Regions from separate parts of the Homo sapiens genome. Here region 2 is linked to region 1. A link is a loop called in an ENCODE intact Hi-C map of the cell type or tissue named here. Cell type or tissue: B cell. All regions are shown on one strand. Links, peaks and the distances in the headings refer to the core of each region. The heading gives the core; the rest is flanking DNA. Region 1 has its middle 170 kb from the start of ZNF521. Region 2 has its middle 220 kb from the start of ZNF521.

The links. Peaks named below come from ENCODE experiments on the same cell type or tissue, not always from the same donor. Only the 100,000 strongest peaks of a DNase experiment are listed, where the experiment ranks them.
Region 2: a loop joins it to region 1, with 4 times the contacts of the local background. A loop is called at or near these places in 2 of 110 quality-filtered maps.

Annotation. Positions count from the first base shown.
Region 1 is chr18:25,514,711-25,523,058 of GRCh38, reverse strand. No RefSeq gene overlaps it. Among named protein-coding and RNA genes, the nearest start is that of ZNF521, 170 kb to the right of the region's middle. RefSeq lists an enhancer at 4,077-4,246. In B cell, for the core only: no CTCF peak of the experiment used is centred there; a DNase peak (open chromatin) is centred at 4,158; H3K27ac peaks cover 1,163 bases.
Region 2 is chr18:25,570,397-25,578,744 of GRCh38, reverse strand. No RefSeq gene overlaps it. Among named protein-coding and RNA genes, the nearest start is that of ZNF521, 220 kb to the right of the region's middle. In B cell, for the core only: no CTCF peak of the experiment used is centred there; no DNase peak of the experiment used is centred there.

The sequences.
Region 1 (8,348 bases), core at 302-8,301:
TCTTCTAAGGGCAGCGAAGAAGAATCTATTCTATGCCTCTTGTAGCTTCTGGTGGGTTGCTGGCAATCTTTGGTGTTCCTTGGCTCATGGGATCACTTCAACCTCTGCCTTCATGTTCACATGGCATTCTCCGTGTGTGTGTGTGTGTGTGTGTGTGTGTGTGTGTGTGTGTGTGTGTCTGTGTCTGTGTCCAAACTGCCCCTTTTTATAAGGAGACAGTCTATTGGATATTAAGGCCCACCTTAACAACCTCATTGTCACTTGATCATCTTCAAAGACCCTATTTCCAAATAAGGTCACATTCACAGGTTCTGGGGGCTAGAGCTTCAACAACCTTTTGGGGGAGACAATTCAAACCATAGCAATTACTAGGAGTTTTAAATTTGGTGGAAATAGTGCTGGGAAAATGGACTGGGAATGAAGAGGGAAGGTCTAGGCACAAACAATACAAACGTTTGCTGCTGACCTCTAGGTAGTTGTATTGGTCTAGCCTTTAAGCTAGAGGCAGGACAGACAGCAGCAAGCTGTGGCAACCCAACTGGTTGTGAGGCTTTAAGTATGGGCCTAAAGGTAAAAAAGATCACCCCCTAACACCTCTTCTCACCTCATATTTTCATAACTCTTACCTCAGTCCTATGCAAAAATAATTCACAACTCAGCACAGTCTTTTTAAAGGTTACAAATGACTGTGTATGTCTAGAGTTTAATTTTGCACCAGTTTTTATTCATGAATCACATTTCTGCAAAGACATTAATCCTTACTCATTACTAAGTGCATTGTCAGCTTGATAATTCACCAATGTGTTTTTGTGTGTTATGTTAGAACAAATAAGCGTCTTAATAAGCTTAAATGGCATTCATCCTTTAAAAAGTTCTTATCTAAATAAAATGAAAAGATTAGGGGATTTTTAAAGGCATATTGGACCATCTCTTCATTCTGTCTCAATCTCTTGAAGCCTGATTCTGCAAGTGAGTTGGAGCTGAGCATATTAGTTACATGAGGAAAGATCAGAAAGCCAAGGAGACCTCTGAGAATAAGGCCTCATGGATCTTCTAGTTTCAGATGGACACATTTATATACTTGCCTTCCATATCTGATGGTACCTTTAGACTGTGAAGACTAACATAAATTCCCCAACTCCTTGCTTCTGCACAACAAATATAATAGTGGCCAATTAGTCTACCCACTTATCAGATTTGTAGCTAGATAGCAGGGCATGTCCTCAAGTACACACAAAAATGGAAACAAAGAGTCTCATTTTTATAAGCCCAAACTTATTGATAAATTTTATTATATTTTCTTCCTTTGCTTAATATTTAGAACTGCCTTAAAGCTTACCTTTGGTCTGATGAGAAATGTATTTTCTTCTAGTAGGTTATTTTATGGAAAAAATAATCAGAGGTATACACAAATACTTCTGTAGTGTTACAAGGATGGTTATTGTAGGTTTCCTCTATTGGTAAAACTGGAAATAGCCTAAGTGTCCAACAGGAGGGAAACTAAGAAATATGAAATACTATATAACAATTCAGTATATGTTTAAGTAAAATTAAGTGAAAAAAGGTTAAAATCATATATACATCACAATCCCACTTTTATAAAATGTGATATATTTGACTAGATGTATTATAGCAAAATATAGTGGTCTTTAGTACTTGGAGTACCCTTTCTGGACTAGGAGATGAATGGAGCAGGTGAAAGTAGGACAGGTTTCCTGTCTCCCTCCCTGGCTGCTGCAGTCCACTGTTGGCTTCTCTAACTCCCGTAATGTTTGCCATTTATAAAACACAGTATCACATTTAATTATATTTTGTGTTGTATTGTTCTTGAAAGTGTCTGGAAGACTTCAAGAAGAATTTTATGTCTGCTAGATTTTCAGCACCTTGTGGCAGAAACCATGTTGTGTCATTTAAAGAAAAAATATGCTTCATGGTTTCTTGCAGAGTTCTGGACACATAGCTAGTCTTCAATTAAATAGGAGATTAGGATAATTCAGTTCTGTATCAACAGGTTAAAGCAGTTATTAAGCAGCATGAAATACAGGTAAAAACAACTCTTTCAACCTTTTGAAAACTTTAATGTCTATCACTTTGTATGCAAAAAACAATTTTTTTTTTCATAACTTAGATAACCCAAGACAACCTGGCCTTTTGCTATGCAGGCCTATGTCATCTAGTGAAGAGTTGAGTCCACCAGCAGTTCTTCATTGAGGCAAAAGAAGAAAACAAACAAAAACAACAACAAATAAATCCGACTTTTAGCAAACCATCTCAAAATATTGCAACATACAAGAACATCAAAGAAACAAACAAAAATAATAATAATAATAATGCTTCCTTGGCTGACATGGAAATGTTTACTAGTCACTAGCATGATAGACCGTGCATGACCCAGGTCTTCGATTTGATTGTCAGTGGTAGATAATTAGCTTAGAATTCCCAGCAAAGGCAGGGTGCAGTGGGTTACTCCTGTAACCCACACTGGCTTTGCCTCCCTCTTTAATGAACCCTCAACTGATTCCTCAAGCCCACAATATTCCCTCCCAGCTGATTCCTTCAGCAGATGAGTTCTGATTCAAAGATGGTTTTGTTGCAAATCAGCTAGTTTAAGTAAAAGAGGTTTATCATAAGGACAGATAAGAAGCAGGACATATTTTTGGATCTCATCAACGGAGTCCTTGCATTTTATTTATTATTCTTATGGTAGCCTGACTCAGCATCCAACTTCCTTAATGCCTGTGTTACTAGTTTAAGTTCTTGAAAAAGTCACTGTGATTGGCCATGCAATGGATTGGCTGCACCTGTGTTGGTAACGAACCTCGCCCATCAGCTGTGGCTGGCTGTCTAGCTGGGATTAAAGAAACTGTTGTTTTGGAGTCTGGAAAATTAGGAAAATCTACTCTCTTCGGGCTAGACTGTATTAATATTTCTTTACTTTCAACAAGATGGAAATTTCAGTAGAGCAAGAAACAAGTCAAGCAATCACATACCCCTATGTTCCCTATCAATTGCAGCATCCTGGAGGCAAATCCAGGACAAGGCGGGCAAATCAGTTGATGCCAGGAGTTCTAGACCAGCCTGGCCAACATGATGAAACCCTGTCTCTACTAAAAATACAAAATAAAAATTAGCCAGATGTGGCCGGGCACGGTGGCTCACACCTGTAATCCCACCAGCACTTTAGGAGGCCGAGGTGGGTGGATTACGAGGTCAGGAGATCGAGACCATCCTGGCTAACACGGTGAAACCCCGTCTCTATTAAAAATACAAAAAAATTAGCTGGGCGTGGTGGCGGGTGCCTGTAGTCCCAGCTGCTCAGGAGGCTGAGGCAGGAGAATGGCATGAACCCGGGAGGCGGAGCTTGCAGTGAGCCGAGATTGCGCCACTGCACTCCAGCCTGGGCAACAGAGCGAGACTCTGTCTCAAAAAACAAACAAACAAACAAAAAATTAGCCAGACATGGTGATGTGTGTCTGTAGTCCCATCTCCTCAAGAGGCTGAGGTAGGAGAATTGCTTGAACCCAGGAGGTGGAGGTTGCAGTGAGCCAAGGTCCCACCACTGCACCCCAGCTTGTGCAACAAAGTGAGACTCCATCTCAAAATAATAGTCATAATAAATAAAGAATAAAAATAAAAAATAGAATTCACAGCAAATACTTTTATTTTGTCCACCTGCTGTAACTGAAATGGCAAAGGACTTCCTAAGGCAGGGCTGTTCTCAAATCCATAGTCTAGTTGTACAGACAATATCTGAACTTGAATAAGTCCCTTACAATGTTTGGACTTTACCTCTCAATACATAAATAGAGGTAGTAATATGTCATCTGGACAATACAGGCAATAATAGCCATCCAAAGATTAATAACAGGATTATTGCAAGGATTAAATAATGTGATGTGAATACATCCATAAACTGTGAAATGTGATATATTGTTGACGACATTAGTAACATACCTTTTTGTTCATCATTTTCTCATAGGGCAGAAATGGATACAGCATCTAAAACTCTCTTGATCATAAGGAATAATAGTCATTCGGCAATTTCCATAAGAAGAAAAATTCATGACATAGACTATTAGTGAAATGAGGTACCAGTATATAAACTTTTCTTCTCAAAACAACCGTCTTAGGTACATACAGTAGTTCCCCTTTTTCTGCAGTTTCACTTTCCATGGTTTCAGTTACCTAACGTCAACCATGGTCTGAAAATATTACAGTATTTAGAGAGAGACAGAGACCACATTCATGTAACTTTTATTACAGTATATTGTTATAATTGTTCTACTTTATTATTAGTGAGTGTTGTCAACCTTTTACTTTGCCTAATTTATAAATTAAACTTTATCTTAGGTATGTATGCATAGTATAGGGCTTGGTACTATCTGTGGTTTCAGGTATCCACTGGGGATCTTGGGACATATACCCTACTGATAAGGGGGACTACTGTATCACTGTTTATCACCATTTTACAGATCAGGAAACTGAGGTCACACAGCTGGCAAGTGGTAGAGTTGAGACTCAAGCCTTTTCTGGTGCCAAAGCTCCAATCTGTGCTCTTAAGCACAAATGAGCCTGATGACAAATTCTCAGACTGTGACTGAATGAGTGAGAGATGCCAGTTCTTAAACAAACACTGGGGAAAAGTTACCAGTGCAAATGGGGATTAGAAAGGAATCGTTCTTTTCCCTCCTGGATGTTTACACGGGTGGTTCACCCCATTCATGGGCAGGAAAACACAGGAAATCTGGGCTGTGAGTTGTTGGGATCTAAGGGAGCCCATGATTGACTCATGTGTTGTTTCTATACTATGCTTGCCAATTATATTTTTAAACAGCAGCTACTGTTATATACTTCTTTTTCCCTCTCAGGAGTTCACAAACAAGTTTTTAATTTTAAGGTCAAATTGGAGGTCACTCTCAAGGTATGGGAAATTCCATTCCCATGGCTGCGTCTGGACACAATTTCTTTCTCCCGCAGGGCATTGTGGAATGTAGTATCACAGACTGACAGGCAACGTGAGACACAGAACAAGGCTGCAGAAATGCACTTGGTGGGGAACATTTTTCTTCTATTTCAATATTAAAATGGGAAAGTAGAAAATCTGGAAAATAAAAAGTGCTGTCTCTACAAACGTTTGGGGTAGAAAGAAGCATCTCACTTTCACTTACAAAATTAGCTCTTTACTTTCTCAGACGTTATTAAATCTATTATAACCTTTCATCAGCAAATAGTCATGGGAGACTCTGAGTAACACTTGTCCTAGAAAAAGGCATGAAGACACCTGGCTTCTCCAGCTTTATTAGCTCAGCTAGTATTGATGATGATGAAATTAATTCAGATTATTGATATCTTGGCAACAGGAATGTCACCTGAGTATTTTATAAAAAGATGTAGAGGTATACAAATTCTTTCTAACTTCCTGGGAAAAGCAGGGACTAATCAATGCCACCCGATGTTCATCATAACTCTTATAAAGTAACACTCCTGACTTCTGCATAAAGAATTGTCCATTAGCTCAGCGGCCAGGTATCTAGGCAGGGCCAGTGCTCTAATCAGCAGCTTGTACTCTAATTATGGGCTTCTTTGAATACCCGTGATACCTTGTTTAAACTGCTGTCCCCTCTTCGCTTCCATACTGAACGAAAGTTAACGATATAAGCATGCTTGTTGTTGGTTGAGGCATTCAGCCCTGGTAAATAACTCTCTTGATTTTTGCTTTGGGTTCACAGATCTGTGGTGTCATGCCTCGTATAGACATGACTAAGTGACTTTAAAAACCATGGTTGTTGAAATCTGACCCAGGCTAAAAAAAAAATACTTACCAAAAAAAAAAAAATAGCTCAGTGTTCTCTTTGTGAAATGCCAGCTCCAATCTGCATGGAGCCCATGGTAAATTACCCACCTGTTTTCACTTACACAACATTAAAAAACACTTATACATCATTACATTCTTATATCATATTACTGAAAATGAATGCTAACACGATATGAGATAAACAGTGCTAATGAGGTAGAAGGTGGCTCCTATGCTCTCCTGATAGGATGACTATGGCCCTGATCAACTTTTGGTCATTGTATGAGACTCTTTGAATCTTGTTATCTTGACAAAGGGTAGAAAGAGGCTTTTGTTTCCAGCACCTGCTGTTTCTCCACATACTTGGACTACTTCTCAACAAAGTTAAGCTGAATCACTGCAAGACACTGAAACTTTATTAACTCATTGGAAATCAGGTTGATATTTTTTTGTGGACAATGTAGAAATACAGTTACTATGAACACACGAATGCCTTTTTTTTTTAATTTTAAAAGTGTAATTAGGATGTGGCCAGAATATTTATTTCTAATGGGAATAGCTTCTGTTTAGGCTAATAGAATATTCTCAAAACATTCTTGGATTGGGACCATCTTCAGAAAACTAATAGCAGGCCACACTGTACTTTCAACAGTAATTGTCAGCTGCACAAACAAAATCCATACTTTCCTTAAGAGAAAATTATACAATTACCATGGGAACAAAAGCCTCATTTTGTTTAATTTGCTTCATGTTTACCAAAACGTATTGGTTATACCACCAGCTCCACCATCCCCCAACCAAACCCCATGAAAAAATATATTAGAGGACCATCAGAGTTCTGTTTCAGTAAGCTTTGTTTAAACAAGTGCTTTGGTGTGTTTTTTCACTGTCGGAGTAGGTTGCAGGAAGCATGGGTGACTGACCACGAAACATCGTGCCTTGTCTTAGGACTAAGATTCCACCAGATGGCTGGGAAGATGGTCTGCAGGTCCACAGGCTGTAGAAAGAGCAGGATGGCCCTGGCAGATAGGTAGGTTCTGCCTCCTTGAGATATGTATATATATGTATACGTATGTGTGTATGTGTGTGTATATATATGTGTGTGTGTATATATATATGTGTGTGTGTATATATATGTGTGTGTGTGTATATATATATGTTTGTGTGTGCATGTGTGTCTGCGTGTGTGTGAGTGTGCTTGAATCCTATTTTCTTCTTTGAGGGAGCCCCCAAAAATTCATCACCACAGTATCAAGGATTAGAGCAACTGATGAAATTTTGGACTTATTTCATGTTGTTTCTAATTAAAGTGGCCATAGGAATCTCCAGAAGTTATCTGAGAATTAAAAGAAAGTCACTACAAGGTGTAAGCCTCCAGAAGGTTGCAAGTTAGCCTTTACAACACCCTAAATTCCATGATCACTTCCTCTAAAAAGTGCTAGCAGATCCTTTGGTGAGTTCCATCAGGATGGGCTGTTCACGCATTTATGAAAGCATTTACTTGATTCTGCCTAAAATTATGGATTTTTATGTATCCTTCTTACCCACTAGACTATTTATTATGTGCCTACAAAATGTAGGTCAGTGCTAGGTACCCATTAAATATTGGTGGCTGTTGACTGGTGATTCCCTGAAAAAATACCAAAATAACCCATGATCAAGCAAAGCTGAGTCTTAGTAGCATCTCTGAGCAGGAAGGACAAAAGTGAGAAGCATATGAGGTTTTGGGGGTCAGGGGAGTTATGTGGGTGTATTGACATGGAGGGGATTGGCTGGGGAGGGTGATCTAATTGCAGTTGGGCAGGCTTGGGGATGTAATCATTTAGGATTACATAGACGGTAAGAATTTCTAGGACAATATTGAGTAAATATTTGTTTGATGAACCCTGAGAATGAGGTACTTACTCTAATAAGGGCTAATTGAGGAGGCTAGTAGTCTATCATCTGGGGGAAAAAAAGGATTTTGGAGAAATACTTGAAAGAAACAGTAAAATTACTGACAACTTTGTCTTCCTAGGCAAGAATTTCCAGGAATAGTAAAGTCAGGTTAATTTAGACAGTGAGCTTGTGATATCAGATGGTTTAAGCTCTCTCTATATATTTGGAAGATTGCACTTAGAGTTGATTTTTCTTCTTTTTTTTCTAACTTTAAAATTTTGGTTTCACCAAACTATAGAGGCTTAGCTCCTTAAAAGAAAAAAAAAAAAAGCAAACATCATAATGATAGTCAAAAGAAGATACTTTCTTTCTCTAAACTTAGATTTTCTAGAAGAAAACAAGATGACAGAATATAAATGTGAGATAGAAAATAGGAACAATGAGGAGAAAAGAACAATAAAATGGGCCACGTTTGGGGTCATTGTCCTAAAAATGTCCTTGATTATGTCAATTTAAATAATATTATGACTTTTTCCACAAGGAAGTAGTACTAATTGAACCACCAACTTAAAAATGAATAGCAGAGAACATTAAAAGGTCTACATAAAGTATCATAAAGAAATTCAGGGAGTGGCAAAGCAAACAAACAACTAAACAACCCAACTCTACATATGTA
Region 2 (8,348 bases), core at 258-8,257, 56 kb before region 1:
ATTGTTCAGTTCCCACCTATGAGTGAGAACATGTGTTGTTTGATTTTCTGTCCTTGTGATAGTTTGCTGAGAATGATGGTTTCCAGCTTCATCCATGTCCCTACAAAGGACATGAACTCATTCTTTTTTATGGCTGCATAGTATTCCATGGTGTATATGTGCCACATTTTCTTAATCCAGTCTATCATTGATGGACATTTGGGTTGGTTCCAGGTCTTTGCTATTGCAAATAGTGCCACAATAAACATACGTGTGCATGTGTCTTTATAGCAGAATGATTTATAATCCTTTGGGTATATACCCAGTAATGGGTTGGCTGGGTCAAATGGTGTTTCTAGTTCTAGATCCTTGAGGAATTGCCACACTGTCTTCCACAATGGTTGAACTAGTTTACAGACCCACCAACAGTGAAAAAGTGTTCCTATTTCTCCACATCCTATCCAGCACCTGTTGTTTCCTGACTTTTTAATGATCGCCATTCTAACTGGTGTGAGATGGTATCTCATTGTGGCTTTGATTTGCATTTCTCTGATGGCCAGTGATGATGAGCATTTTTTCATGTGTTTTTTGGCTGCATAAATGTCTTCTTTTGAGAAGTGTCTGTTCATATCCTTTGCCCACTTTTTGATGGGGTTGTGTGATTTTTTTTCTTGTAAATTTGTTTAAGTTCTTTGTAGATTCTGGATATTAGCCCTTTGTCAGGTGAGTAGATTGCAAAAATTTTCTCCCATTCTGTAGGTTGCCTGTTCACCCTGATGGTAATTTCTTTTGCTGTGCAGAAGCTCTTGAGTTTAATTAGATCCCATTTGTCTATTTTGGCTTTTGTTGCCATTGCTTTTGGTGTTTTAGTCATGAAGTTCTTGCCCATGCCTATGTCCTGAATGATATTGCCTAGGTTTTCTTCTAGGGTTTTTATGGTTTTATGTCTAACATTTAAGTCTTTAAGTAAATGGATTAACCTTCTAATCAAAAGACCTAGAGTAGCTTAACGGATTAAAAAGGAAGATTCAATTATATGCAGCATACAGGAGATCCATTTCAGCTTAAAAGACACTCAGACTATAAGTGAAGGGATGGAAGAAGAAATTTAACATCTGGGTCATGTAAACAGTACCCAGAAGAGAGTAGGAATTGCTGTACTGATATCAGATAAAATAGACTTTAAGTCAAAAAATGTCACAAGAGACAAAAAAGGTTTTACTGTTTAATATTTATTTATAATAAATCATTTAATTATAATAAATTATTATTTAATAATAAAGGAGTCAATTATTCAAGAAGATATAGCAATTGAAAATTTATATTTATCCAACATTGGCAAACATATGTATATGTAAATAGGCATAAGGATAGAGATAGATAGCAATACAATAATAGTATTGTTGTATTAGTAATAGTACCCCACTTTCAATAGTGGATAGATCAACTAGACTAAAAATTAACAGGTAAGTACTGGGCTTGAACTGCACTTAAGATCAAATGGACCTTACTGACAAATTTAGAACTTTCCATCCAACAGCAGCAGGATATGTATTCCTATCTAGTGCACATGTAACATTCTCCAGATAGACTATATGTTAGACCACAAAGCTAGTCTTAAAGAATTCAAGAAGATTGAAAAAGCATCTAGTATTGTTATTGACAACAACGGTATGAATTGTGGTCAATATTTAGTATCAGTAAAGAAGGAATCTTAGAAAATTCACAAATATGTATAAATTAAATAATATGCCCCTGAACAACCAATGGGTCAAAAAAGAAATCAGAACAGGAATTTAAAAAATATTTTGAGACAAGTGACAATGGAAACACAACAAACTAAAACCTATGGGATGTGGAAAAATCATTCTAAGAGGAAAGTTTATAGCAATAAATGCCTACATTAAAAATGGAAAAGTATCTAAAATACATAACCTAATATTATGCCTGAAGGAGCTAGGAAAAGAACAAACTATACCTAAAGCTAGCAAAAGGAAGGAAATCATAAATATCAGAACAGAAATATCAAATAGAGAATTAAAAAATCCAGAAAAATTAATAAAACCAAAAGTTGAATATTTCAAAAAACAAAATTGACAAACCTCTAGTGATACTAATATGAAATAAAGAGAGAATACTCAAATACATGAAACCAGACACCTGATTTTACAACAGACATCTCAGAAATTAAAATAATCTTAAGGGACTATTATGAACAATTATATGCCAACTGAGTGGATTACCCAAAGCAAATAAATAAATTTCTAGAGAAATGTTACTTACCAAGATTGAATCAGAAGCAAATAGAAAACTTCAACAGACCAATAACAAATAAAGTCCAGGTACTTAAAAACCTTCCAACAAGAAAAGACCCGGACCAGATGGCTTAATGGCTGAATTCTACCAAATATTCAAAGAAGAATTATTATCAATATTTTATAAACTCTTCAAAAAAAAGAAAAACAGAGCTAGAGGGAATACTTCCGAACATATTTTGCAAGACAAGTATCATCTTGACACCCAAGCCAGACAAAGACACTGCAAAGAAAGAAAACTACAAATCAGGATCTCTGATGAAATATGATGCAAAAATCTTCAATAAAATATTAGCAAACTGAATTCAACAACACATCGAAAGGGTTATACATTATGACCAAGTGGGATTTATCCATGGCATGGAGGTTAGTTAAGTATATGCAAATCAGTCAATGTGATATACCACATTAATAGAATGAAAGATTAAAATGACATGATTATCTCAAATGACATATAAAAAGCATTTTTACAAAGTTTAAAATTCTTTCTTGGTAAAAACTCTTAACAGTTTAGGTATAGAAGGAAAATTTTTCTTTCTTAAAGTAAAGGCCATTTATTAAAACACACACACACACGCACACACACACACACACACAAACACCCCTAACATTGTAATCAACAGGGAACAACTGATAATTTTTCCATTAAGATCCAGTATAAGCCAAGGATGCCCACTCTCTTCACTTCTGTTCAACATAGTACTGGAAGTACTAGCAAGAATAATGAGACAAGAAAGAGAGAAAAATCATTAAAATTAGAAATGAAAGAGTAAAATTATCTCTATTTGCAGATGACATGATCCTACATGAAGGAAACCCCAAAGATGCCACAAAAAAACTAATAGAACTAATGAATTCAGTAAGGCTGCAGGATAAAAAAATCAATATAAAAATAGTAGTATTTCTATACACACACAAATAATGACCTAGCTGAAAAAGAATCTTTTTTCAAAATCCCATTATGATAACATCCAAAAAATTTAACCAAGGAAGGGAAATCTTTGTACACTGAATACTGATGAAAGAAATTGAAGAAGACAAAAATAAATGGAAAGATACCTTGTGTTCATGGATTGGAAAAATTAATATTGTTAAAATGTCCATACAACCCAAGTAATATACAGATAAAATGCAATCACCATCAAAATCCTGTTATTTTTCACAGAAATAGAAAAATATCTTAAAATTAATGTATAATCACAAAAAGCCGTGAATACCCAAAGCAATACTGAAAAGGCAAAGTTGAAAATATATATCACAATTTAAAATTATACTACAAAGCTATAGTAATTAAAACAGTACAATACTGGCATAAAGACAGAAACATACACCAAAAGAACAGAATAAAGCACCCAGAAATAAGTCCAAACATAAACAGTGAACAAATTTTTGACAAGTTCACCAAAAGGACACAATGGGAAAAGGATAGTCTCTTCAATAAATAGTCCTTGGAAAACTGGATTTCCACATAAAAAAGAATAAAACTGGACCCTTATCTTACCCCAGACAGAAAAATAAAATCAAAATGGATAAAAGACCTAAGTGTAATATATGAAAACCATAAAACTTTTAGAAGAGAACATAGGGGAAAAGCTCCTTGATACTGGCCTTGGCAATGATTTTTTAGATATCACACCAAAAGCTCAGGCTACAATAGCAAAAGCAAATAAATGCGACTATATCGAACTAAAAAGCTTCTGGCCATCAAAGGAAACAACCAAAAAAAATAAAAAGGCAACCTGTACACTGAGAAAAAATATTTGCAAACCACATATCTGATAATGTGTGTATACCCAAAATCTGTAAAGAATGCTTATAACTCAAAGTGGAAAAGTAAATAACCCAATTCAAAAATGGGCAAAGGACCTGAATAGACATTTCTCTAAAGAAGACATAAAAATGGTCAACAGGTATATGAAAACGTTCTCATCATCACTAATCATCAGGGAAATGCAAATTAAAACCACTATGTGCTATCACTTCACACCTGTTAAGATGGCTATTATAAAAAACACAAGAGATAACAAGTGTTGGGGAGGGTATGGAGAAAAAGAACCTAGCACCCTGTCAGTGGGAATGTAGATGGGTATGGTTATTATGGAAAAACGGTATGGAGGTTTCTAAAGAAATTAAAGATAGAACTACCATATGACCCAGCAAACCCTCTTCTGAGCATATACCCAAAGAAAATAAAATCACTGCCTCATAAAAATATCTGCACTCCCCTGTTTAGTGCAGCGTTATTCACAATAGCTAAGATACAGAAATAACATAAAGTGTCTGTCCATTGATGAATGGATAAAGAAAATGTATATATGCAATAGAATATTATTCAGCCTTAAATAGAATGAGGTCCTACCAATTTCCACAATATGAGTGAACCAGGAGGATATTATGCTAAGTGGAATGATCCACACACAGAAAGAAAAATATTGCATGATCTCACTTATATATGGAATCTAAAAAAACAGAAAAGATGTCAAATATACAGAAATAGAGAATGAAACAGTGGTTGCCAAGAGCTGGGGTGAAGGTGGGGAGAAGTGTGGAAAAGGGGAGACATAGGTCAAAGGATGCAAAGTGGGAGATATGTAGAATAAAGAAGTCTAGACATCTCATGTACAAAATGAGGACTACAGTTAATTAAATTATATTAGATTAGGATTTTTTGTTAAATAAGTAGATTTTAGCTACTTTTGCTAAAAAGAAAAAGTAACTATGTGAGATGAGAAGTATATTAATTTATTAATTTGCTTCATGATTGTAACCATTTCACTGTCTCTCTATATCTATTTTATAACATCATATGGTATACCTCAAATATGCACAATAAAATTTATTTTTCAAGTATGTAAGAAATTAATATATAATAAAGACTATATTCCTAAATATTCTATAAAAAAGTAATTGTTCAGTAATTGGTTTTTAGACCAGCTTGGGAGAAAAAATTCAGATCAGAACCCCACATGTCAAGTAAGTTCCAAAAGAATTGAATATTCAACTATAATGAAGAAAGAAAAATGTACTAGGAAATTATTAGTCTCTTGAGAATGAGGGAGGCCTTTCTAAGTATGACTATGACATCAAAAGCAGAAATGAAAAGGAAAAAAATGATAGTGTCAACTACATATAAATGTAAAACTTCCATAAATCAAAATCTTTATAAACTAAATTAAAAGAAAAATGCCTAGCAGAGAAAAAAACACCTGCAACATATAGGGCAGAAAAAGTGTTGATATCCCAAATGTTAACATTCCAAACAGTATAGACATAAACAACCTACTAGAAAAAAATGGCAAAAAACTTAAGTAAAAGTTACATAAAAGAATATAACCAGCTAATCAATATATGAAAAAATTGTCTTACACTAAATACATAGAAATTTAAAAATAAAAAAATTTAAAGTTTAAATTTAAGATCCCTTTGGACTTTATCACATTGGTGAATAATAATTATAAATATCCAGGTGTGGCAAGTGATATGGTTTGGCTGTGTCCCCACCCAAATCTCATCTTGAATTAAAGTTCCCATAATCCCCACGTGTCGTGGGAGGGACCAGGTGGAGATAGCTGAATCATGGGGGCAGTTTCCCCCATCCTGTTCTTGTGCTAGTGAGTTAGTTCTCATGAGATCTGATGCTTTTATAAGGGACTTCCCCACTCACTGGGCACTCATTCTCTCTCCTACCACCCTGTAAAGAGGAGCCTTCACCATGACTGTAAGTTTCCCAAGGCCTCCCCAGCCATGTGGAACTCTTTCCTTTATAAATTACCCAGTTTCAGGTATGTCTTTATTTGCAGCATGAGGATGGACTAATATAGCAAATTGGTACTGGGAGAGTGGGGCTCTGCTATAAGGATACCCGAAAATGTGGAAGCAACTTTGGCCCTGGGTAACAGGCAGAAGTTAAAACAGTTTGGAGGGCTCAGTGGAAGACATGAAAATATGGGAAAGTTTGGAACTTCCCAGAGACATGGGCCTCAGAAGATAGAACAATGTGGGAAAGTTTGAAACTTCTTAGAGGCTTGTTAAATGGCTTTGATCAAAATGCTTATAGTGATATGGACAATGAAGTCTATGCTGAGGTGGTCTCAGATGGAGAGGAGGAACTTGTTGGGAACTTGAGCAAAGGTGACTGTTGCTATACTTTACCAAAGAGACTGGCAGCATTTTGCCCCTGCCCTAGAGATCTGTGGAACTTTGAACTTGACAGAGATGATTTAAAGTATCTGGTGGAAGAAATTTCTAAGTGGCAAGGCATTCAAGAGGAAGCAGACAATGAAAGTTTGGAAAATTTTCAGTCAGATGATGCAATAGAAAAGAAAAAACCATTTTCTTTCTTTCTTTTTTTTTTTTTTGAGACGGAGTCTTGCTCTGTTGTCCAGGCTGGAGTGAAGTGGCGTGATCTCAGCTCACTGCAACCTCCACCTCCAGGGAAAAACCCATTTTCTGGGGAGAAATTCAAGCCCGCTGCAGAAATTTGCATAAGGAATGAGGTGCCGAATGTTAATCACCAAAACAATGGGGAAAATGTCTCCAGGGCACGTCAGAGATCTTTACAGCAGCCCTTCCCATCACAGGCTTAGGAGGGAAAAATGGTTTCCTGGGCCAGGCCCAGAGCCCCTCTGCCATGTGCAGCCTTGGGATTTGGTGTCCTCTGTCCCAGCCGTGCCATCCATGGCTAAAAGGGGCCAATGTACAGCTCAGGCCATTGCTTCAGAGGATGCAAGTTCCAATCCTTGGCAGCTTCCATGTGATGTTAGTCTGTGGGTGCACAGAAGTCAAGAATTGAGGTTTGGGGACCTCCACCTAGATTTCAGAGGATATATGGAAATGCCTGGATGTCCAGGCAGAAGTTTGCTGCAGGGGCAGAGTACTCATGGAGAACGTTTGCTAGGGCAGTGCAGAAGAGAAATGTGGGGTGGGAGCTCCCACACAGAGTCCCCACTGGGACACTGCCTAGTGGAGCTGTGAGAAGAGGGCCACCATCCTCCAGACCCCAGAATGGTAGATCCACCAACAGCTTGCACTGTACGTCTGTAAAAGCCACAGACATTCAATGCTGGCCTGTGAAAGCAGCCAGGAGTGAGGCAGTACCCTGCAAAGCCACAGGGGCAGAGCTGCCTAAAGCCATGGGGGCCTACCTTTTCATCAGCATGATCCGGGTGTGAGACATGGAGTCAAAGGAGATCATTTTGGAACTTCAAGGTTTAATGACTACCCTATTAGATTTTGGAATTGCATGGGGCAATTCCAAAAACAAAGGGGTAGCCCCTTTGTTTTGGCCAATTTCTCCCATTTGAAATGGGTGTATTTACCCTATGCCTATACCCCCATTGTATCTAGGAAGTAACTAACTTGCTTTTGATTTTAAAGGCTCATAGGTGGAAGGCACTTGCCTTGTCCTTTCCACCTATGAGCCTTTAAAATCAAAAGCAAGTTGGATTTGGACTTTTGAGTTAATATTGGAATGAATTAAGACTTTGGGGGACTGTCGAAAGGGCATGATTGTGTTTTGAATTGTGAGGACATGAGATTTAGGAGGGGCTGGGGGTGGAATGATATGTTTTGGTTGTGTCCCCACCTAAATCTCACCTTGAATTTTAGTTCCCATAATCCCCACATGTCATGGGAAGGACCAGATGAAGATAATTGAATCATCCTTTTCTCTGGTAGTGAGTTAGCTCTCAAGAGAGCTGATGGTTTTATAAGGGGCTTCCCCCTTTGCTGGATACTCATTCTCTCTCCTGCCACCCTGTGAAGATGTGCCTTCTGCCATGGTTGTAAGTTTCCTGAGGCCTCCCCAACAATGTGGAACTGTGAGTCAATTAAACCTCTTTTCTTTATAAATTACCCAGTCTCAGGTATCTTCATTAGCAGTGTGAAAACAGACTAATACAGCAAAGATTTAAGTGAAACAACATTCTCATTTATTACTACAGAGGACAAACGTGAAAACAAGTTTTTACATGGACATTTGAAAAAACATTTTAAAAGCCTTAAATACTGCATAGTTTTGACTCAGAAACTTCAGTTTTAGGAAGCTTTCCGGAG